Regions from separate parts of the Homo sapiens genome. Here regions 2 and 3 are each linked to region 1. Evidence: chromatin loops called from intact Hi-C (ENCODE). Cell type or tissue: GM12878. All regions are shown on one strand. Region 1 has its middle 120 kb from the start of BTC. Region 2 overlaps MTHFD2L (methylenetetrahydrofolate dehydrogenase (NADP+ dependent) 2 like). Region 3 overlaps MTHFD2L (methylenetetrahydrofolate dehydrogenase (NADP+ dependent) 2 like).

What was found. Hi-C counts contacts between places; a loop is a spot of excess contacts. Peaks named below come from ENCODE experiments on the same cell type or tissue, not always from the same donor. Only the 100,000 strongest peaks of a DNase experiment are listed, where the experiment ranks them.
Region 2: a loop joins it to region 1, with 4 times the contacts of the local background. A loop is called at or near these places in 28 of 110 quality-filtered maps.
Region 3: it touches region 1 in a loop (7-fold over the local background); 21 of 110 quality-filtered maps call a loop at or near these places.

The regions. Positions count from the first base shown.
Region 1 is chr4:74,672,675-74,680,674 of GRCh38, reverse strand. No RefSeq gene overlaps it. Among named protein-coding and RNA genes, the nearest start is that of BTC, 120 kb to the left of the region's middle. In GM12878, a CTCF peak has its summit at 4,795 (motif pointing right); no DNase peak of the experiment used is centred here.
Region 2 is chr4:74,185,891-74,193,890 of GRCh38, reverse strand. The region is part of intron 3 of MTHFD2L (methylenetetrahydrofolate dehydrogenase (NADP+ dependent) 2 like); the gene reads right to left. Among named protein-coding and RNA genes, the nearest start is that of MTHFD2L, 32 kb to the right of the region's middle. RefSeq lists an enhancer at 2,445-2,739. In GM12878, a CTCF peak has its summit at 4,457 (motif pointing left); a DNase peak (open chromatin) is centred at 4,470.
Region 3 is chr4:74,224,387-74,232,386 of GRCh38, reverse strand. MTHFD2L (methylenetetrahydrofolate dehydrogenase (NADP+ dependent) 2 like) reads right to left here. Exons shown (of 8, transcript NM_001144978.3): 6 at 6,993-7,085. Among named protein-coding and RNA genes, the nearest start is that of MTHFD2L, 70 kb to the right of the region's middle. RefSeq lists a silencer at 3,520-3,589. In GM12878, a CTCF peak has its summit at 3,493 (motif pointing left); a DNase peak (open chromatin) is centred at 1,373.

The DNA of each region.
Region 1 (8,000 bases):
TTGGACAAAATGATTTCAAAACAAAAAATAAAAACTATATAGAGACAAAGAAGGTCATTATATAATGATAAAGGAATCAATTCAGAAAGAGAATATAACAATTGTAAATGTATGTGCACCAAACACTGGAGCACCCAGATATATAAAGCAAATATTATTAGAGCTAAAGAGAGAGATAAACCCCAATACAGTAATAGCTGGAGACTCCAAAACCTCACTTTCAGCATTGGACAGATCATCCAGACTGAAAACCAACAAAGAAATATCAGGCTTACTCTGCACTCTAGACAAATGGACCTAATAGATATTTACAGAACATTTCATTCACAAGCTGCAGAATACACTTTCTTTTCCCCAACACATGGGGAAACAAGTCTTAAAACATTCAAAAAATTAAAATCATATTAAGTATCTTCTCTGACAAGAATAAAATAAATGTAGAAATTAATAACAACAGAAACTTTGGAAACTATAAAAACTTATGGAAATTAAACAATAGGCTCTTGAATGACCAGTGGATCAACGAAGGAATTAAGAAGGAGATTGAAAAATTTATTGAAACAAACATTAATGGAAACAAAGCATTACAAAATCTGTGGGATACAGTGAAAGCAGTACTAACAGGAAAGTCTATAGCAATAACTGCCTACTTTAAAAAAGTAGAAAAACTTCAAATAAACAACATAACAATGCATCTTAAAGAACTAGAAAAGCAAGAGCAAAATAAGCCCAAACTTAGTAGAATAAAATAAATAATAATGATCAGAGCAGAAATACATGAAATAAAAATGAAGAAAAATACCAAATCTTACCAAAAGGTTGTTTTTTGAAAAGATAAACAAAATTGACAAACCTTTAGCCAAACTAACTAAGAAAAAAAGACAGAAGACCCAAATACATAAAATCAGAGATGAAAAAGGAGATATTACAACCAATACCACAGAAATTCAAACGATCATTAGTGGCTACTATGAGAAACTATATGCTAATAAGTTGGAAAACCTAGAGGAAATTAATAAATTCTCAGACACATATTACCTTCCAAGACTGAACCATGAAGAAATCCAAAACCTAAACAGACCAATAACAAGTAATGAGATTGAAGCTATAATAAAACGTCTCCCAGCAAAGAAAAACCCAAGACCTGATGCCTTCACTGCTGAATTTTTCCCAACATTTAAAGAAGAATTAATACCAATCCTGCCAAAACTGTTCTGGAAAATAGAGGAGGAGGGAATTCTTCCAAACTCATTCTATGGAGCCAATATTACCCTGTTACCAAAACTCGGCAAAGAAACATCAAAGAAAGAAAACTCCATTCCAATATCCCTGATGAACATTGATGTAAAAATCCTCAACATAATATTGGCAAGCTGAATCCAACAACACATTAAAAAGATAATTCATCAGGACCAACTGGGATTTATCCCTGGGATGCAAGGATGGTTCAACATATTATCAATGCAAATCACTTGCAAATCAATCAATGTGATACATCATATCAACAGTAAATTACAAAAACCATCTGACCATTTCCATGGAAATCTATTAGAACTGAAAAAGAAATGAAGAAAGCAATCCCATTTACCATAGCTACAGATAAAACAAAGTACCTAGGAATTAACCAAAGAAATGATAGACCTCTACAGTGAAAGCTATAAAACGCTGATGCACCAAATTGAAGGGGACACAGAAAAAAAAAAAGAATATATATTCAATGTTAGTGGATTAGAGGAATCAATAGCATTAAAATGTCCTATTATCCAAAGCAATATACAGATTTAATGCAATCCCTAACAAAATACCAATGACATTCTTCACAGAAATAGAAAAAACTATTCTAAAATTTATATGGAACCACAGAAGACCCAAAATAGCCAAAACAATTCTAAGCAAAAACGATAAAACTGGAGAAATCTCATTACTTGACTTTAAATGTACTACAAAGCTATAGTATCCAAAACCATATGGTACTGGCATAAAAACAGAAACATAGACTGATGGAACAGAATAGAGAACCTAGAAACAATCCACATCTATAGTGAACTCATTTTTTACAAAGATTCCAGGAACATATATGGGGGAAAAGACAGTTTCTTCAATAAATGGTACTGGGAAAACTGAATATCCATATGCAGAAGAGTGAAACTAGACCCTTATCTTTTGCCATATACAAAAATCAAATCAAAATGGATCAAAGGCTAAATATAGGATCTCAAACTATGAAACCACTATAAGAAAACACTGGAGAAACTCCCCAGGACATTGTATTTGTCAAAGATTTTTTGAGTAATGCCCCACTGGCACAGGTATCCAAAACAAAAATGGACAAATGGAATCACATCAAGTTAAAAAGTTCTGCACAGCAAAGAAAAAAATCAACAAAGTGAAGAGACAACCCACAGAATGAAATAAAATATTTGCAAACTATCCATCTGACAAGGGATTAATAACCAGAATATGTAAGGAGCTCAAACAATTCTATAGAAAAGAATCTAATAATGCAATTAAAAAATGGCCAAATGATCTGAATAGACATTTCTCTAAAGAAGATATAATAATGGCAAACTTGTATATAAAAGAGTGCTTAACATAATTGATCATCAGAGAAATGCAAATCAAAACTACAATGAGATATCATCTCACCCAAGTTAAAATGGCTTTTATCCAAATGCCAGGCAATAACAAGTGCTGGCGAGGATGTGGAGAAAAGGGAGCCCTTGAGCACTATGGGTGGGAATGTAAATTAGTACAACCACTATGGAGAACAGTTTGGATATTTCTCAAAAAATTAAAAATAGAGCTACCACATGAACCAGAAATCTCATTCCTTGGTTTATACCCAAAAGAAAGGAAATCAGTATATCAGTATATTGAAGAAATATTTGCACTCCCATGTTTGTTGCAGCTTTGTTCACAATAGCCAAGATTTGGCCACAACCTAGGTGTCCAGCAACACATGAGTGGATAAAGAAAATGTAATACTATTCAGCTGTAAAAAAGAATGAGATCCTGTCATTTGCAACAACACGATGGAAATGGAGGCCATTATGTTAAGTGAAATAAGCGAGGCACAGAAAAATAAACATTGCATGTTCTCACTTCTCTGTGGGTGCTAAAATTTATGACAATTGAACTCATAGAGATAGAAAGTAGAAGGATGATTACCCGAGGTTGGAAAGGGTAGACATTGGTTGGAGGGCAGGGGGAAGCATAGGGGAGAAATGGGGATGGTTAATGGGTACAAAACAATAGTGAGAAAGAATACCTAAGGCCTATTATTTGCTAGCACAACAGGGTGATTATAGTAAGACATAATTTAATAGTACATTTTAAAATAGCTAAAAGAGTATAATTGGATTTTTGATAACACAAAGAATAAACTTTTGACATGGTATACACCTTATACGTCTATTAACACACTGTATGCCTGTATCAAAAGATTTCATGTACCTCATAAATATACTTGCTTACTATGTACCCACAAAAATTTTAAAATAGAATCAAATACTTTTTAAAAGATGTTCCACACCATTACCCATCAACAAATTGTAAATTTAGCCCACAATGAAATATTTCTAGCCACCATCAGAACGCCTAAAATAAAATATAGTGACAGCACCAAATGATGGCATGGATATGTAGGAATTTGCTCACTCACACATTGCTGGTGGGAATGTAAAACGGTATAACCACCCTGGAAAACAGTTCTCAAAAAGGTAAACATGTACCATATAACCCAGCAATTGTGCTCCTGAGCATTTATCCTAGAAAAACAAAAACTTATATTCACAAAAAAACCTGCATAGAGATGCTTTTAGCAGCTTTATTTTTAATAGGTCAAAACTGGAAACAAACCAGATGTTCTTTATTGGGCAAATGGTTAAATAAACAATGGTACATTCATACCATGGAATACTACACAGCAATAAAAAGGAACAAACTGATGTGCACAACAACCTGGATGATTTTCCAGAGAATCGTGCTAAGTGAAAAAAAGGTAATCCCCAAGGGTTACACACTGTATGGTTTCAGTTATATAATAACATTCTTGAAATGACAAAGTTATAGAAATGTAGAAAAGGCTAGTTACTGCCCAAGATTAAACAATGGGTGAGGATAGGAGAGTGATGGAGGTGAAAAAGATAAAAGGGAAAAAATGAGGGGCCCTTGTGGGGATGAAAAATTTATGTTTATTTACCGCACCAATCTCAATAACTTGGTTTTGATATTATACTATAGTTTTTCAAGATATTACAGTTAGTAACAACTGGGTAAAGGGTACACAGGATCTCTGTATTATTTCTTAGAACTACATGTTAATTTATAATTATGTCAAAATAAAAAGCTTAATTAAAAAGACAAATCCCTTAATGAAAATGGAGGATAACTTACTTTTTAATGTCTTATAGTGTCATCATCATTATTTCTTATGGATTTGCCCTAATCTTCATCTAGGGGTGGGGAAGACTATCCCCATGAAGAAAGCTTAAGGGACAGTAGAGGCAAGAGATAGGGACAGTGTCATCAGCAAGAGATAAATTGCAAATGTGTGTAATGGCTTTGGAATTGAAATGTTACATTCATATTAATTTCAGACAAAATATCTTTTGGTAAAAGTTACTTGAAGTATAGAGATTTAAAAAAAGTCATTTAGAATACTCATATCACTCACGTTTAAGCCCATGATGAATAAGTGAGACCCGTACAGCCTCTAGGAAGTAAAATGTGGATGGGAAATGGTCCAAAGCTGGACAGTCAAGGTCTACAATTCTGCAGGACTTAGACGTTACCACAAGAGGGTGCAATGATTTCAGCTATTGCATGAGCAGAAGAGACCAGGTACAGAGAAACTTGAGACAAGAATATGGAGATACGTGGAAATGATACTGTTTTATAAACAACCTTTTTAAACTGTATGCTTTGTCTGGCGGATATATTTATGGTTAGTTTTTTTAATGACTGTAAATCAGTTTTTGAAAATTGTTAATTACTGAGCAAATCAAGGAAGGTGAAGCAAGATGGAAGGTATGCAAGAAGAAAATGGTTCTGATTGGGACTCAGTCCCTGAAGAGTCAGACAGGAGATCTCTCTCTTACTTCCTGTGGGGATGCTTCTCCTACAGCAGCTTACACATATGAAGGGACTTGAAAGCATCAATACAAATAGGTATCAAATATCCATTTGGATGTGAAATTGACTTCCTCTGCTTTATATATCGATTTACAAAGAAAATGGTCTCAAAGAGAACCTAGCCAAAAGTCTTTGGCCACTTTGGTTAGAACAGGGTTATAACAAAGAGTAAGAGATGAGAGGGGATGTTGGTGAGGGATGTAGCTAGGATATTGGCAAAGCGAATTCCTTCTAGAACATATGGACCAACTGTGAGTCCCCATCCTCTTTCTCTAGCCCCACTCATGTAAACCCTGGTCTAGTAATTGATTCCAGGAGGCTACTCAGAGAACTCTTTGGTGGGTTCCTCCATAGAGGACTGGTGCGTGCCCAACCGATACCTACAAAGCTAAGAGACTCTGGACAGAGTTTGACTCCCTCCCACCCACCAGGAAATTCAGAGGGAGAAAGAGATTAGCTGCTGGATACTCAAGAGCTGAAGAAGGAGTTGAGAGTGCCCAGCCCACCTAGAGAAGCATTTGCCTTGGTCAACGGAAGTGGAGGAAGTTTTCTGAAGAACACATGCAAACTCTCCTATGCAAGGGAGAGCTTAGCTTCCTGCCAGACCTAGAGAGTCTGTAGCCTCCAGTCATGTGAGGACCTCTACATTTCCTTACAGCTCCTCCTCTTTCCTCTGGTTGGTCCTTGGTGCTGAGCAAAAAAGTAACCACAGAAGATCTGAGCTAAGAAATTTCAAGCTAAGTTCAGAATTGTGATCATTGCATGCATCTGAACATTTTATTTTCTAAATAGAGATTGTTTGTATGACTAAAATTTGTCTGAAGTACTATCTAAGATTAACCAGAAAAGTTTTGAACTTGCCTGAATCTTCATTTAGGGGTAGGGAAATATCCTTATGAATACAGTTTAAGGGAAAGCAGAGGCAAATATTAAGATGTGTTTTTTATTGTGGCGTTACATTGACATTATCTGAGGTTTAGCTAATTCATAAACATTGATTTGGTACTTGGCTTTGAATGTGTATTGTTTACCTGGCTGGTTGAGAGTGTTTCTGGAAAATGAGCTTTGTCTCTTCTGAGTTTTTGATCTATCTGGTCAATTGGCCAATAACATGGAGTGAATTTTTAAAAACACCCGCAGAACTGAACTGCTCTCAGCAGCAATAGAAATAAGAGGCACGATGATCTATACATTAAAAGTCCAAAAAACATCTCAACCTGTACATGTCCCAGTGGAATTCCTGATTTCCTTCCATTCCTAACCTGTTATTCCTTTGGGCTTCCTCATCTCAGCATATGGCACCCACTTCATTTGGCTTCTCTGGTAAATCCCTAACAATTCTTCTTTATCCTCTCCTTTCCTACAGCCTCCATTCAAGTAGGCTAAGAAGAGTCACTCATCTCCACCTTCAAAATGCATCACACATCTGGCTGCTTTCCAGCACTCAGCTCTCCATCCTGACCCATTAATTGATCTCTAAGATGGACTCTTGCAATAGCCTCCTAGCAGGTCTCTGTACTCCTTCTCTTGCCCCCTTACAATCCAATCCGCTAACACCTAGGTTGATCTTAACAGAGTTAATTCCTACTCCAACACCTGTAATATTCGTGTAGTATCTAAATCTCTACAGTGGTCTCCAACACTTTCCATGATCTGACACGTTCCAGAATCACTTGCATTATGTTCTCATTTCTATTCTTCATGACTCTGTGATCACACCAAGATCATTCACATCTCAGGGCCTTCATTCTTACTTCCCCTTGTTACATCTTTCACGGTGTGCTCCTTAAATAACTCAAAACATAATTTAGTTTTCTATTCAAATCTCATCTCCTCAGATAAATCTTTTATTACTAGCACTTCTGAAAATTGCACTCCTTCTCAGTCATTAGCTATATTTTTATATTGCTTTATTTTTCTTCTTAGTAGTTACTTGACATTTTATTATTTATGTTGGTTTATTGTCTGTCTATACCATGCGAACAGGTACTACAATTGTTTTGTTCCTTGAACACCTGCAACAATCCTAACAAATAAGCATTCAACCTTTCTTTTTTGTAATTAAATAATTGAGAAATTAATTTTTGAGAAAGTAAATATATAGGATAATAGAAAGTGCATTGGATTTGGGGATGTACATTTTAGGCTTATTTTTTTCACCCTTTAATTGTGTAGATTCGAAAAGAATAACGTTAACTTTCTGTTCCTTTCTTTCTTCTCTTTAAGGAAGGATAATCTTTAAGGCAGCCTGAAATTCTATGAGGTCTAAAACAAAGAGCCATCTCTGATATAGGATATTACTTTTCTTTCTTTACATTTTATATGCAAATTTATAAATCAATGAATTTTCATGTCTTTCTTGGATATAGTTAGATATCTGTCAGACTTCTTTCCTTTCCCTCTTCTGTCATTGAAGTTTTGTGGGCCATCTTTATGTGACAAGCACTGTGCCAGACACTTGTGAGGCAGATGATTCTGATATTTTTTCTGCTTGCAAGAAGCTCAAAATCTGAAAAGGAAGACAGAAGTATAAGCATATTCATTAGAATATAATTTGAAAAATACAAAACCAGAAATGTGTTCAATATACAAGGTGGAGTCACTTTGTCCAGGAGCTCCAAGTAGAATAATGAAGGGAGATTGTGTGATGCACCTTTTTTGAGTGTTGTACTGCTAGGAGGAAGAGAGGGAATGGTGGTGGATGTGGAGGGTGGAGTCCAGAAAGATAAATGCATAACAACCAGTCCACTGGACCACTGATCTGGAAATCCTTGGCAATAATTCTTATTATAGTTTATCATTGTAGTTCTGATAAAATGTTGGGTACAAGACACAGATGTAGTGAACTAAGGAGCGACTGGGAAGGG
Region 2 (8,000 bases), 490 kb after region 1:
AGAGATCAGAATAGAATAAGTAAAATTCTCTGATCACAGATGGCATAGTTGTTTATGCAGAGCATGCTTAAAAATTTATAAAACAATTAATAGAACTAATAAAGTGAATTAAGCAAGATTACAAAGTCAATATAAGAAAACAATTGAATTCCTGATACAAGTAGTAACTATCAGAAAAATGAAATTTTACAAATACTCTTTACAATAGCTGACAAATCATAAAATGCTTAGGAGTAAATTGTTTAAAATTTGAGAATAACATCTATAATAAGAACTACAAAAGACTGCTGACAAATGACGTAAATAAATAAAAGGCATACCATGTTCATAGATTGGAAGACTCAATGATGGTAAGATGTCAATTCCCAAACTGATTTATAGAGTCATTGCAATCATCTCAATCATAATCCTATGTCGTTTTTTGTTAGATTCTTAAATGTATATGAAGATTTAAAGGACTTAGAATATCCAAAGCAATCTTGAAAACAGAGTTAGAAGATTTATAATACCTGACTTCAAGACTTGCTACAAAGCTACAGTAATCTAGACAGTGTGATACAGGCATAAGAACAGACAAATAGATCAATGGAACAAGAAAAGAGAGCCCAGCTTTAGAGTCACACTTATAGAATGTGAATGCCACAAAAATGCCATAGTAATTCAATGCGAAAGCAAAGTGTTTTCAACAAATAGTACTTGAACAGCTAGGCAGCTATATTGTAGGGGGTGGGGTGGCAAAACTTACTATGATGACTATTTCATACTACACAGAAAAATTAACTAGAAATCAATTAGAAATCTAAACATAAAAGTTAAAATTATATAGTTTCTAGGTGAAAATTTAGAAGAATATCATTGTATGCTGGGTGTAAGAAAAGGTTTCTTAAAAATAACACAAAACACATAAAGCATAAAATAAAAATACCACCAATTAAACTTAAGAAAAATTAAAATCTTATGCTCATCAAAAGGCACCATTAAGAAAATGTACAGGTAAGCCAAAGACTGGGAGAAAATATTTGCAAAACACCTATCAGTTAAAGAACTTGTAACCAGATATATAAAAAAAAGCACTCAAAGTTAAATCATTAAAAGATAAATAATATTTTTAATAAATAACATTTTAAAATAACATTTTAAACATTTTAAACAGCCACTTTACAAAGTAAGATATTGAAATGGAATATGTATACGAAAAAAATCAGAACAGTGGTTACCTGAGTGTGAGGATGAAAGAGATAGCGACTGTCTGGGAAGGGGCATGAAGAAACTCAGTTGACAAAAATGTTCCATAATATGATAGGGGTTTAGATTACATGAGAGTTTGCATTTTTCAAAACTTATGGAATAATACATATAAGATGTGTACATTTCAATGCATGTAAATTTCACATAACATAAATAATGAACCTTAATGATGTATACACTAAAGTTTTAGGGGTATATTAAGTGTTCTTACCTTTAAATGCTTCAAAAATAAAATGGACGGGTGAAGGAACAAATGGATAGGTATGTGACAAAACAAATATAGCATAATGTTAACAACTACAGAATCTAGTTTGAAGGCATATGAGTGTTCATTGTACCAGTCTTTTAGTTTTCCTGTATGTTTGAATTTTTTATAACAATATGTTGGGAGGCGGTCAGATAAAAATACAACCTGTCCTCCAACATCCTATCCCTCCTACCATGATCTACTTCTTCCTTTTTCCGATAGCATATCAACATCTAGTAAATATATTTGTTTATTTATTATATATATTTTTTAACCGCCTCCTCTGCTACTCAAAAGGACAGAAATTTCTGTCTTTTTCTTTTTCACTGATCCACAGTACAAATAATAGTGCCTGGACCATAGAGGCACTCAATAAATATTTATTGAATAAATGGCTACTATTAACCCTAATTTATAGATGAAGAAACTGAGACAAAATTAGTGGGCAGCTGGACACAGTAAGAAGAACAGGCTGCCATAAGGAAAATATGTCTGATCCTTCCATATCCTCTAACATCCTCCTTTTAAAAATACAAAGAGGTCAGGCACGGTGGCTCATGCCTGTAATCCTAGCACTTTGGGAGGCTGAGGCAGGTGAATCATGAGGTCAGGAGTTTGAGACCAGCCTGGCCAACATGGTGAAACCCTAAAAATACAAAACCCTAAAAATACAAAAAATTACCTGGGCGTGGTGGCAGGTGCCTGTAATCCCAGCTACTCGGGAGGCTGAGGCAGGAGAACTGCTTGAACCCGGGAAGCGAAGGTTGCAGTGAGCTGAGATCAAGCCAATGCACTCCAGCCCAGGCAACAGTGCAAGACTCCATCTCAAAATAAATTAATAAATAAATAAAAATAAAAATATAAAGAAAAACCAAAGGTGGCTTATGTTAAAAATCATAATTTTTCATATTGTTGCATCTACCTTATTGACTATCTGGTACTATTACATCCTCCAACATAAATTTAAGGTGAAAGATTCATGTTTCTTGTTTTTCATTTACTTCTTCCTTTCTGGACATGAAAAAAAAAAACGACCAGGTAAAGTTTTATGCTAATAGATCAAAGTCCACATCCTGAGTGTGTATACAATGCCCTTGAAAATTCAATCATTTATTTACTCAACAAATATTTACTGAATGTCTACCATATTACCAGTAGGGGTTTAGAATATATAAGTGAGGACCAGGCACAGTGGCTCACGTCAACACTTCAGGAAGCTGTAATCCCAACACTTCAGGAGGCTGAGGTTGAAGGATCACCTGGGGTTAGAAGTTTGAGACCAGTCTGGCCAACATGGTGAAACCCCATCTCTAGTAAAAATACTAAAATTAGATGGGCATGGTGGCCGGCACCTGTACTCCCAGCTACTCAGGAAGCTGAGTCAGGAGAATCACTTGAACCCAGGAGGCAGAGGTTACAGTGAGCCAAGATCACACCACTGCACTCCAGCCTGGGCAATACAGCGAGACTCTGTCTCAAAAAAACAAAAAACAAAAATGAATATATAAGTGAGGCAAACAGACAAAATTCTTGCCTCTGGAATTTATATTTTAATGGAATAAATGTCTGCCTACTCAAACTACCTATAGTCTCTCAATGATTTATTTTCTAAGAGTAAATAAGAGATACTTTTGGAAACTGTGTTCACTGTTCTCAAGCCAATAAATATTTAAGTTACACCCTCTGGGATCTACATCAAGATTTCAAGACAGCAAATACTTATCAGATGCCTACCACTTTCCCAATATTATTTAAGAGTTGTTTCAACATCAAGGGACAAGGGGACAGAAAAGGAATGGGAACACACTCTAACCTCGCTGAGCTACTCCACCCCAAATTCTGAGAACACAGTGGAGCTTGGAGGTAGACTGGAAGGAGTTCTCTAGGCCGGAAAAAGGTGGGTCTGGTTCTCCACCCTTCTGAGCCTCTCCTACAGCCACGAAAACTGCCCCAGGATGTCCTCAGGCAGGCTTACTTCATAGGATGTAAAAAAATAAAAAATAAAAATTAATGAAGTTGGAACCTACACATCACGCAAAGGTTGCTAACCTTTACCCTATATAATTATCTTAAGTGACCTGAAGAGTATATGGAGATCCTAAAATTACCTTGTTCTTGTAAGCAATGTTAAGGACACCTTGGTTTATTGAGCCCTTGGTAACTTCTGTCAAATATACAGTACTGTCCTTGAAATAGTGTATTCTATAGAAGAAAACACTTAGATTAGTGAACAGGCCAATTCTAATAAGCTTCTTTTAAACACACAAGGAGAAAGAAAAGATGTTTTTTTGGGAATCTTGCTTGCAAACTTTTCAAGGACAATGATTTATTCTCAAATTGCTTTCTGACTATTTGGTCAGTACCCTGACTAAAAGGTACCTTTTCCCCGGGTACCTAGTACAGAGTTACATAAATTCTAGGTAAATATTCGTTGACCTGGTAAATGAATGATGAGGGTCAGAAAACTATCATATAACTAGATATTTTAAAATACTTTCCACAGAGAAATATCCATCTTCCATAGGGCCTTTTGATTTTGGTAAATGCTTTGTCATCATTTCAAGCTGAATACACTCAAAAACAGATGAGGATATAATGGTAAAGAAAAAAATAAAAAAGTAACTTGTTCAAAAAATTCATGATTTTGAAGATATTGTGAAAAGCAAATCATCTCAAGTTAGATGATATAACAAATTTTTGATAATAACTGTTCAAAAAGATGTAATTCTATAGATTTGAGCCACTAAAAATCTCTGGGCATGGTTTCCACATGAATATGAATGAGAGAGAGAGACATAAGTGGCTATAGACACCAACCAATCCCACTGCTATGTAAATTATATCTCAGTGATTTACTCACCTTCCAGTGTAAACCATTAATCTTTAAAAAAAAAAAAAAAAAAAAAAAAAGGAAGAAAAACACTGCTTGCTCAATGCTGCCATCATGTGGTTAACATACTTTACATGCAAGAGAGTGGTCTTCACTTTTCTTCCCCTTGCTCATAAGCTCTTTGATATAAACCTCCCTCTGAGAAAGTTTTTCTTTTTAAGTTGGATAAATAATATTGTGTGAGGATGGCTTTGCTTCTATGTGACTAAACAAATAATGTCAAAAAGAATTTGAAACAAAATATTGGGTATTTTTTCTTTGAATGAACTTCAAGTGCAGAAATTGGATTAATCATAATTCATGGGCTTGTGACACAACCTCAATATTGGTCCAAACACAATGCAATTTAAATTAGTTTTTCATAATAAATTAGGCATATGCAAATCTACTACCCCAAACAAAAGTTATCGCCTTGATCTATATTTAACCTTAATCTATATTTAACCTTATAGTCTACCCAATTAGTCCATTCTCCGTCCTGCTCCAAACAGATGTAAATTTCATCCTGAGTCCTGTGCCTGTCATTCTTTTGAGTCCTTTACTATATAGTTTTATTGTATTTTTTCTATTTCTAGTAGATTTGCATTTTTGATAAACAGCTTTATTGAAGAATATTTGAATATAATAGACGGCATACATTTAGAGAGTACAATTTGATAGGTTTTGATATATATATACCCATATATATACATATGTATACACATATATATATACCCATATATATATACATATGTATACACATATATATATACCCATATATATATACATATGTATACACATATATATATACCCATATATATACATATGCATACACATATATATATATACCTATAAAACCAGAATCCTAGTCAAGATAATGAACATATTTACCATTCTGAAAACTTTCCTCCTACTCTCTTCATAATCCTTTCCTCTCTTTCCTATCCCCTCAGCTCCAACTATCTATAAACATTTGTTATGGACTGAATTATGTCCCCCCGAAATTCATATATTAAAGCTGTAACACTTAATGTGATTGTATTTAGAGATAGGACTTCTGAGGCCAATTAGATTTAGATGAGTTCATGAGGGTAGGGCCCTTGTGATATGATTTAGTGTCCTTATAAGAAGAGAAACCAGAAAACTTGCTTTCTTCATCATGTGAGGACACAATGAGAAGGCTCTGTCTGCAAGCTAGGAAGAAACTTCTCACTAGAACCCAACCATGCTGGCACCGTGATTGCACACTTTCAGCCTCCAGACTGTGAGAAAATACATTTCTGCTGTTTAAGCCTCTCATTCCATGGTATTTTCTTATGATAGATGAAGCAGACTAATACACCACGGATATGCTGTCAATTCATTAGTTTTCATTTCATATAATTTTATTTAAATGAAATCACAGAGTATATACTCTTGTCTAGATACTTTCACTCAGCATAATTACTTTGAGATTAATCTATATTGTAATATGCATCAATATTTTGTTCCTTAATATTGCTGAGTAGTATTCTATTGTATGGAATATCACAGTTTATTTATCCATTGACCTGCTAATGAACATTTGGGTTGTTTCTAGTTTTTAGTTATCACAAATAAAGGTTCTATGAACATTCATATACAAATACTTGTATGGACATATGTTTCATTTTCTTTTGGGGAAATACACAGGCACGGAATGGCTGGACCAATGTGTGTGTGTGTGTGTGTGTGTGTGTGTGTGTGTAAATACACAGGCACAGAATGGCTGGACCAGTGTGTGTGTGTGTGTGTGTGTGTGTGTGTGTGTGTGTATTTAACGTTTTAAGATACTGCCAAACTATTTTCCAGTTTTCCAAAATGTACCATTTTGCATCTCCACTACAGGAGAACATGATGGTTACTATCCCTCCACATCATCACCAACACATAGTATAGTCAGTTGATATTTTAATTTCAGCCATTCTAATGGGTTTGCAGTAGTATCTTGTTAATACTTTTCATTTGAATTTCCCTAATGACTAATGATGTTGAACATCTATTCATATGCTTATTTACCATTTGTATTTCTTCTTTGAAGTGTCTGTTCAAATACTTTTACCATTTTTGCTCTTGCTATTCTCTCTGTCATTATTTTTAGAAAGTTTCAGCAATGATTATTTCAAAAGTTTTTTCTGTCCTGTTTTCTCTTCTCCTGCTATTCCAAATGCATGTACCTTTTGAAAATATCCCACAGTTCTTTGACATTCTATTCTGGAGCGGTTTGGGTTTTTTTCCTCTTTGTGTTTTATTTTGAGAAATTTCTACTGGCATAACTTCAAGCTTACTGATTCTTTTCCTGGCCATTTCCAGTCTACAGTTGAGCCCATCAAAGCATTCTTCATTTCTGTTAGAGTGTTTTTAATTTCTAGCATTTCTTTTCTAGATATTCTTTTGCATTTGAATATCTGATTGTTCCAGCCAGTACTATGTGTTGAAAATCGCATTCTTTTCTGTACTTATTTGCCTTTCCACTTTTGTCAGAAATCAGTTATCAATATAAGTGTGAATCTCTTTCTGGACTTTCTATTTTGTTTCATTGATCTGATTTTCTATCTTGATTCCAATACTACATTGCTTTGCTTACTGTAGCTTTATAACTCATTTTGACATCAGGCAATGTTAATCCTCCATGTTACTCATTTTCAAAATTGTTTGGACCATTTTAGGTCATTTGCAGTTCCATATGAATTTTATTCAGTTTCTCCCAAGTTTTTACCAAAGGTCACCTTGAACCTACAAATCAGTTGGAGGAAAATTGGTATTTTAACAGTATTTAGTCTTCTGATCCATAAACATGGTTTATTAATCCATTTATTTAGGCCTCCTTTAGTTTGTCTCAGAAATGTTCTGTAGTTTTTAATATATATAGGTTTTCCCCATCTTTTGTCAAATTTATGCCTAAGGATTTCATATTTTTGATGCTATTATAAATGTATATTTAAAATTTCAATATCTGGTTGAAAGTATACAGAATAAAAATCGATTCCTCTATATTAAGCTTGTATCCTTCAATCTTGCTAAACTCACTTATTAGTACTAGTAGCTGTTTTTTTTTTTTTTTTTTTTTCATGGATTCCCTTGAATTTTCCATGGGACAATCATGTCATCTGCTTTTCTTGTCTTATTGTGCTAGTTAGAATTTCCAGTGAAATGTTAAATAGACATGGTAATAGTGGACATCCTTGACTTTCTTGATTGTAAGAGGAAAACACTCAGTGTTTCATAATCAATTATGATGTTGCCTATAGATTTTTCATACATTCCCTTTATCAGCTTGAAAGAGTTCTCTTCTATTATTAGTTACTTGAAAGTTTCTCATCAGGAATTAATGATGAAATTTATCCAATACTTTATCTGTATCTATGGAAATGATTATATGATTTTCATTTTTAGCTTGTTAATATGGTAAAATACATTGTTTACTGTTCTAATGTTAAATTGTATTGGATTCCTGAAAGAAAACACATTTGGTCATGATGAATTGTTTTCTAAATTGTTGGATTTGATTTGTTAATGTTTTGTTAATACCTTTTGAATCTATCTTCATGAAGGATACCGACTCATAATTCTCCTTTCTTGTAATGTCTTTGCAAGGTTTTTAGTAACAGAGTAATG
Region 3 (8,000 bases), 450 kb after region 1:
ATCTAAGTGCCTCGGCCTTCCCTATCTCCCCTCTCAAAGTCAGGTTGTTCCAAAGGAGGGAGAGGCAATAAGGAATTCATCCAGGGAACAACATAATACACATCTATGAACAAGTGCTGATGTCATCCTGAGAAGGCATACATCTTAAGTATAAAAATAAAGTTTCCATAAAGTTGGTCCCTCATGTGTAAGTCACTTCTTAATTTATTTATGCTTATAAGAACTACTCTACTCTGATACTGTATTAGTATCAAAAGCAACCAAGAAGTATATTCTTTTAGTTATGCTAAGTTGTAGCTTAATAATCAACTGATTTATCATTTCTAAATTGTTTAAATATTCACATGCAATGCCTAACATAGAATACATTAACACATAACACTTATTGAATATTTGCAATATACTGGGCACTGTGCTATGCTCTTTACATGGATTGGCTAGCTTGATTACACTATGCAAAAGGTTTTTTTTTGAGAAGTGTTAAATATTCTTTATTTGGTATTACACATAAACCACACTAAAATGCCTTTCAATAAGTAAAAGGCATCATTTTAGATATGGGAAATTCTACTTAGATCAGCATAGTTAAGATCAAAAATATAAAGTAGACATCGCTATGAAAGGTTACTTTTATTATTATCATTTAAATCACATCAATGAACAGATTGAGATTCAGAAATGAGACCAAGCTCACAATCAGCAAGTCTCAGAGCTGGAATTTAAATCCTGGAATTCTTACTTTAGAAAGGCCTGTGCATTTTCACTACTCTGTACCATGAAAATAATGACAACTTTTAGGAAGGAGGGAAGGAACCCTTAAGTGGAGTAGCAGAGGCTAGCAAAAGAGGACAAGCTGGACAATAACAAATAAGAAATGAGATATGGAAAGGACTATAGTATGAGTGAAGCCATGAAATGTGCTGGCATCACTCAGGAAGCACTCAGGGCCGTAAGTGAGCAAGTTGTACTCCCGGGTTGCATGAGCTGTGGGGATGGTGGAGCTATTTCCTTGCCCCACCCCTTGGAACTTCTCCATGTCCTGGTTTCCTGAAAATTACGAACCCTGTTTCAAGGAGGAGGAAATACACCCGGGGGAAAACCCTATTGAGCCCTAGGATAATGTTTGATGGGAGTGTTTCTAAGACTTGATAATATGATTGGAGAAGTGGTGAAAGGAAATTCGTTGGTCACTTTGTACTTTATGACAAGTAAGTATGAATATTCTGAGTTACTAAATTGCCCATTTATCCTGTTTTATATCATGGTATCTGTCATTAAAAGTGTTGCAATAGACACTCTAAAGTTACAACTGTGAAGGTTCATTCGTCATGCTGGAAGGGATGGCTTAGTGGCCAAAAATGCCAGCTTTCACCACCGTGACACTGCATCCAGAGCTTGACATGCAAGTGGCATTGACTCAGCAGCTCATTTCCTGAATATAGTTTCAGAGTTTACTCAGATGGGTGGAGGGTAATGTGGACAATGTCTAAAAAAACTTGCCTATCCTGCTGAATAATGAAGATTCCTAGAATTTTACAGACTTAGGATAGCCTACAGTTTCCTTAAAGCAGATACGAGAAAGCCCAATGATCTCCAACATGATCTTAGAATTGATACTGGCTAGCTTTCCCTTCTTTATCAGTAGCTTGTGCAAAGCTGATTTAGCCTTTCCCTAAACTGCTCCTCCCCTTTCAACCATCCAGTACTCTTACTGTTCTTTAGATGTAATAGTCTCCTTACTCTTTCTTCACCTTTCCCATAATTTCTTTTTTTCTTTTTTCTTTTTTTTTTTTTTCTGAGACAGAGTCTTGCTCTGTTGCCCAGGCTGGAGTGCAGTGGTGTGATCTCGGCTCACTGCAACCTCCGCCTCCCGGGTTCAAGTGATTCTCCTGCCTCAGCCTCTTGAGTAGCTGGGATTACAGGCACCCACCACCACACCTGGCTAATTTTTGTATTTTTAGTAGAGACAGGGTTTCACCATGTTGGACAGGCTGGTCTCAAACTCCTGACCACAGGTGATCCACCCACCTGAGCCTCCCAAAGTGCTAGGATTACAGATGTAAGCCACTGCACCCGGCCACCTTTCCCATCATTTCTTAATCTTAACATTTACACCTAAATCACTCCATTCATACACTTAATGACATGAACTACTCTTTCATGAATAAATATTTCACTTTTTATTGCTTTAGCAACTACTTTATGATGACAAACTGGAATAATTTGGTAGTTCCCAAAAATAATGCTACAGTGTGTAAATCCAACAACTAGAATAATTCCATCTTAAAAAATTAGATTATATCGGCTAAATATGTATCAATTTGAAAAAGTTCTTATTGTAGTTATAATCTCAAAATCAACACAGCTCACATTTACTGGGCAACCACTATGTGTTAGATATTGTTCTAAGCACTTACCTAGCAAGCTTAAAAAAAAATACCACGCCTTTACCTGCTGTAGTCTAATGAAGATAACAACTATAAACAGGTACTATGTGCTATAACCATGGTACATTAAAGTACTCTAGAAACTTGTTAACTCTCTCTGTGAACTCAGAGATTTGGCTTTGAGTAGGGACTTGAAGCTACTTACTTCTAATTGCATAGTGTGACAGGGTCTGATTCTGCAGATCTAAGCTTCTAACTGAGTCTAAATCTCAATTTTGGGGGCAATTTTAAAAAGGTGAGTGATATATAAGCCAGTAGGAGTAGTACTATGAGAAACTGGAGGGATGACATTAATATTAAATAAGCTAATATTCATGTCTCAGGATCTTCACACAGGATTTCCTCTTTTACTTTCTTCAAGCTTGTGTCAAGATTTCATTACCACATTCTTCACTCTCATCTCTCAGACATTATCATTCTTTCTGATATATATCACGCAATCCTCCTCCTTCTACCCTGAGTTCTCCTAGATGAGGTTGTTTCCATATATGCTGACATTCTCATTATGACAGTGATCTAGCCCTCCCCGTTCTGGCTACCTCTGCCATTAGATCACTATTTCCTTTAAATACCCACTGCTATTTGTATTTGTTTAGTTCCCACACACAATGCATGATATGGTCATTCTGGCAATACTTTATTCCTATTGTCTGGTTATATGGGATTTATTTTTTATATTCACTCACATTCTTTCTATAATTTATAAATGCCTACATGTTTTATCCCTAACTTCTCCAGGTGATTATTAATTAACTGGAAATGTAGCAATCTTTAGTTGTTTCTTATAAATTCTCAATTTTCTTCCCCTAAATTTCCCATTGGCTAAATATTTATTTCTTCAAGAAGACTGCAGAACTACATACAAATCTGTCTTCTACATTCAACATACTTTTGTATTTAGTAAGAGGCATTAAAGGTGAAATAAAAAAGCAAGGAACAGGACTTCTTCCCACTGTCTTTGTTTAAAATGTCTTCTAACTAGTATTAGCATGGTGTATGGCCAACTTGGCTACATCTGAAGTAGCTGCTCACCTGACTGGCGCCCTCTGGTGGTAAGAAAATACCCTCAGCGGGATGCTTGTGGGACAGCCTCAACACCCACCACACCTAAAGCTTGAGTACCTCCTGGCTCCTGTCTTGTTTATTTTATATAGGCTTGAGTCTTCCTTGTCCTTCTGTTCCTTTATTTTCCTTTTCTTTTTCTTTTCCTGTCTTCTTTTTAAATATCTGTACTCAAGGCTGATTTAGGCCTTTACAAAGAAAGCTAGAGAGGATAAACTCAAGGAGGACAACAGTGTTGGCATTATGGCATAAGCTTTGACTTAGTTACAAGAGAATATCAGTGTTTCTTGCAAGTGGATTGTGATCACCCATGTGCCATTTGTCATAATAATAAAACAAACCACGAGTAGGAAGGCATGATGAGAGATTTTCCTCCACTAGAATAAAATACTCATTCAATATAATATTTGATAAATGTTATCTAAGGACAATAGTCAAATATTCTGTACAAGCTGTTAACATTAGTCAAATAATACCTTTTAAGGATAATGTAAACTTCATTCTTCCTAAGGTTAGAAACGGACAAAGATGAGCATTCAAATTCCTCTTTATTCAACAAATTCTGTGTCTTGTGTGTGAACAGAAGTGTCTCTAAAAAGAAGTCAGTATAATACTTATCTGCCATGAAGGTATCAGTGGCTGAAGCAGTATTTCACTTAATGCTGATCTGTGGTCTGAAAAAGTTTACTAACTCTCTAAACATGCCTGACTTCTGTCAATGCAGTTCAAAAATTTGCATTTGATATCACCCAAATGTAATTTTTTGGAAAAACAGGCAATGTGGTATGGTTATCTGTACCAGCTTACTGATTTTTTTTCTGGGAAAAAGAACATTTCTATTTTTACTCTATGAGGAGCCAACTACTGTTCCTGCAGTCATGTATATGTTCTAGGTTCCAGAAAAGGGCCTATAGAAGAATCAGATATTTTATTAAATTTGATTGAAACTATGTGTTCAAATACAAAACAAATTAGAGCAAAATCTAGACCCATTAAATGAAATTGCAATACCTCTCCTCTCTGTTTCTACTTTTACACCTCTAAAGTCAGTTTTTGACACAACTGCAGACATGAGGTCTGATATGTTTTTAAAGGTGTGATCAGTCCTTTAAAACCTAAGTCAGACCATGTTGATCTGCTGTCAGCCATTCTTGGCTTATATCAAAATCCTAACCATGGCCGACAACGTCCTTCATGAGTTAACCCTGGCTACCTTCCCAACAACATTTCTTACTAGTATCCTCATAATTTATTAATATTTTATTAAAATCAGAGTAATATAATAAGCCGTCAAAGACCTGTGTTCTGGAATACATCAAGCATGCTCCTGCCTAAGGACTTTGGTATCTGCTGTTTCCTCTGCTCGGGATGCTCTTCCCCCAGGAATGGTTCTTGATTTGTGCCTTTACTTCATACAGATCTGCTTCTGTCGGTATCTCCATGGGAAACAGAATCCACCCCATATAGTAATGAAATAATTTTTACAGCGATATATTCAGGCTAAGATAAAAACAAAAGCTGTTGCAGCTCTTAGAGATTAGAAACTGGAGGAAGCTTGTACCATTCCTAGGTCTGTAGGGGTGAGGAAATGGTGTTACTGCAGCCCAGTGAGAGCCTTAGCTGTCGGGGAAAGGATGCTGAGCAAAAGCTATCGATGCAGGAGGAAGAGAAAGACAGTAGAAGTGGAAAAGAGTAGAGAAGAAACACCATGACTTGACATTTCTCTTCTTCTCCTTCAGATATCCTACTAGTGCCAAACCTTGCTGGGAGCCAGTGTCAGAGGAACACAGGTGAGGCCATCTTCATTAGTCAGCCTCTCAGGGCCAGACCAGGGCAGGGAAGGGCAGACACTGGGGCTGGTGGACAAATGGAGAATGGCCAGGACAAGAACTCTACTCAAAAGGTCACCTCCCAAGAAAGATCTTCACCAATCAATCAATCTAAAACAGTATCCCCAAAACACTATTCCTTCATCCAGTTTCATTATAGCACTTATCATTATCTGGCATTATATTTTACTGTTTATTTGCTCTCTCTCCCACTAAGATGTAAGTTCTACGAGGGCTGGCATTTCATCATTTGTATCCATTGCTGTATTCCTAAAATTTAAAACAGATACTGCTGCATAGGAAGGGTCCAATATTTATTGAATAAATAATATTCAATTGAATGAATTTAGTATTCAATTGAATGAATTTAGTACTATCTTTGCTATTCAAAAGTACACGTTTAATTAAAATCAGAGTAAATGATAAACTCTCAAATATCTGTAAGTGAATTATCCATACACAAGCCCCATATTCCAGCCTTTTCTATGTTCTAAAATATCTTTCTTGTTAACTTACCCTGTAGGAAAACACAAACAAATTTAAAGAAATTTAATCTTATGAAATATAATAAGTATACATATACATATATTCCATAAAGCTTTCTTTTGTATATTAAAATAGAGAATTAAAGAGTCTCATCATTGAAGGAAGTATTAAAACACAATGAACCCAACCTAGTACTCAGTAGACAGACATTCTCTGCAATGGTCCTTTAAATGGTAGGGAGTAAAGAAAGAATGTGATTCCTTCCCCAAAGAACATATGCTCAAAATAATTACAACTGTTTACATGCATTTTTAGCTATGTTGTTTAATTTATTGAAATATTTTGATAATGTTGAAAGGGGATTTTTTTTTTGTCAACCAAAATGGGGCAAAATCCAATAAACGTTGACAAATAATGCTCTATGAAATGCCACTTATGTTTTTATCTATTTTGCTAATCACTGTAGTGATAAGGAACTTACTATCTCAAGAACTGGTGACTTTGAGGCAGCTTTTATTATTATAAAAGTTTGGGCTTGGGTTTTTTCTTTATGTTAAAAAAAAAGTTGTTGTATCTCTTTAGGTCATACTTTCTTCCAGACCAAACATCCTCAGTTCATCAGACCAAATTTCATATGTCATCTTTTTTGGAAAGATTCTTATCCTAGATACTCTCCTTTGGACATGGTCTCATCCATCAACTTTTCCCCTAAAGTCTAGACTTCAGAACATAATTCTTCAGCCTGGCTGTGTTTAGGGCAGCATAGTGACTATCTTTTCCCCTCACCTGAACATTCTATGTTCCTTGATACAACTTGAAAATACAAGTTTTATTGTTCTCCATAGCTACAATGTATTATTTACCTGCACCAACCTTTTTCCGTAAATGCTGTTAAACCATGTTCGTCAAAGCAATTAGCAAAGTGCACATTGTTCTTGTGCTTAATCTGTCATCCCAAAAGCTGTTTGGGTTTTCCATAATGAAGTAACAAATGCTAACATAGGCACAATGGACTGATATAATGATTGCCAAGAGACAGAATCCAATCAACAGAAGTTAGTCATACATAAAGCTAACTCTCTCAAAAAGCTTTCAAACATGTCAGCATTTAGGGCAGGAATTATTCTGCTGATGACATTCCAAAAAATAACAGTCACTAAGGACTTACCTGCAGCAACTATGATAATATCTGCCAGCTGCGTATGAATCTTCAGTTGCTCTTTGGGGGTGTATCTGTGAGCTATTGTCACAGTTGCATCACCTGGAATACAGAAGAATTTCTATCAGTGATTACTGAACTTTTAAAAATTTTATAAATGCTCTAAATCCAGAAGAGTTTCACTTATTTCCTAAGAATAGAAAGGCTACTTTGACATGACTAAATCACTTTGAGCACAAAAGCTATACAAGAAAACCAAGAGGAACCAAAATATTGTACCCTTCAATTAAATGAAAGGAAAATCAATGAGACCAAATTAGGGTAAGTGCCGATCATCACAGGAGAGCTATAAGTAGAGTCCCTGAAATACAGAATTTGAAAATTCTGTGTTGACTGCTTAATACATTAGTATACAGGATACTCATTGTCTTCATAATGACAAGCAAACAAATAATAAAAGCAATAAGGTAAGTGAACAAAAAATGGGACAATATATTGTGGGAGCATAACTGAGAGATTAATTCTGTCTTGAGAAGGTGTCTAGGAGGGATTCCTAAAGGAGGAAATACATTTTTTTAGGTCTTAATGCATGAGCAGAAGTGTTCTAATCAGGTAAGGAAGAAAAAGGCATTCCAAGCTAAAAGAATAGCAGGAAAAAACTAACCAACTTTGAAAGTGGGTATTTGGAAAATAGCAAAATTTTTTTGTCACAGGTTATGGTACATCACAGGAAGATTTTATATGAAAGCCTTAAGGGAGGGTTGAAAGAACAAGAGAGGCAAGAGATTCCAATATTTAAAGTGTGAGCCATGAAAGGAGAGTGAGGGAAAGTTGGTGATAAAGTGCAGTCAAGAGGATTTCTGGTAAGAATACGGCTAAGACTGCATCTTGTCTTCTCCTGGAAGATGTGCAAATGTTACACAGTTAACCAAAACAACAAAAGTTACATGATCACCATTTTTAGAAAAACTGGAAGACCTAATTTCTACAGACTCCAAAAACATGTTAAGAGTTACC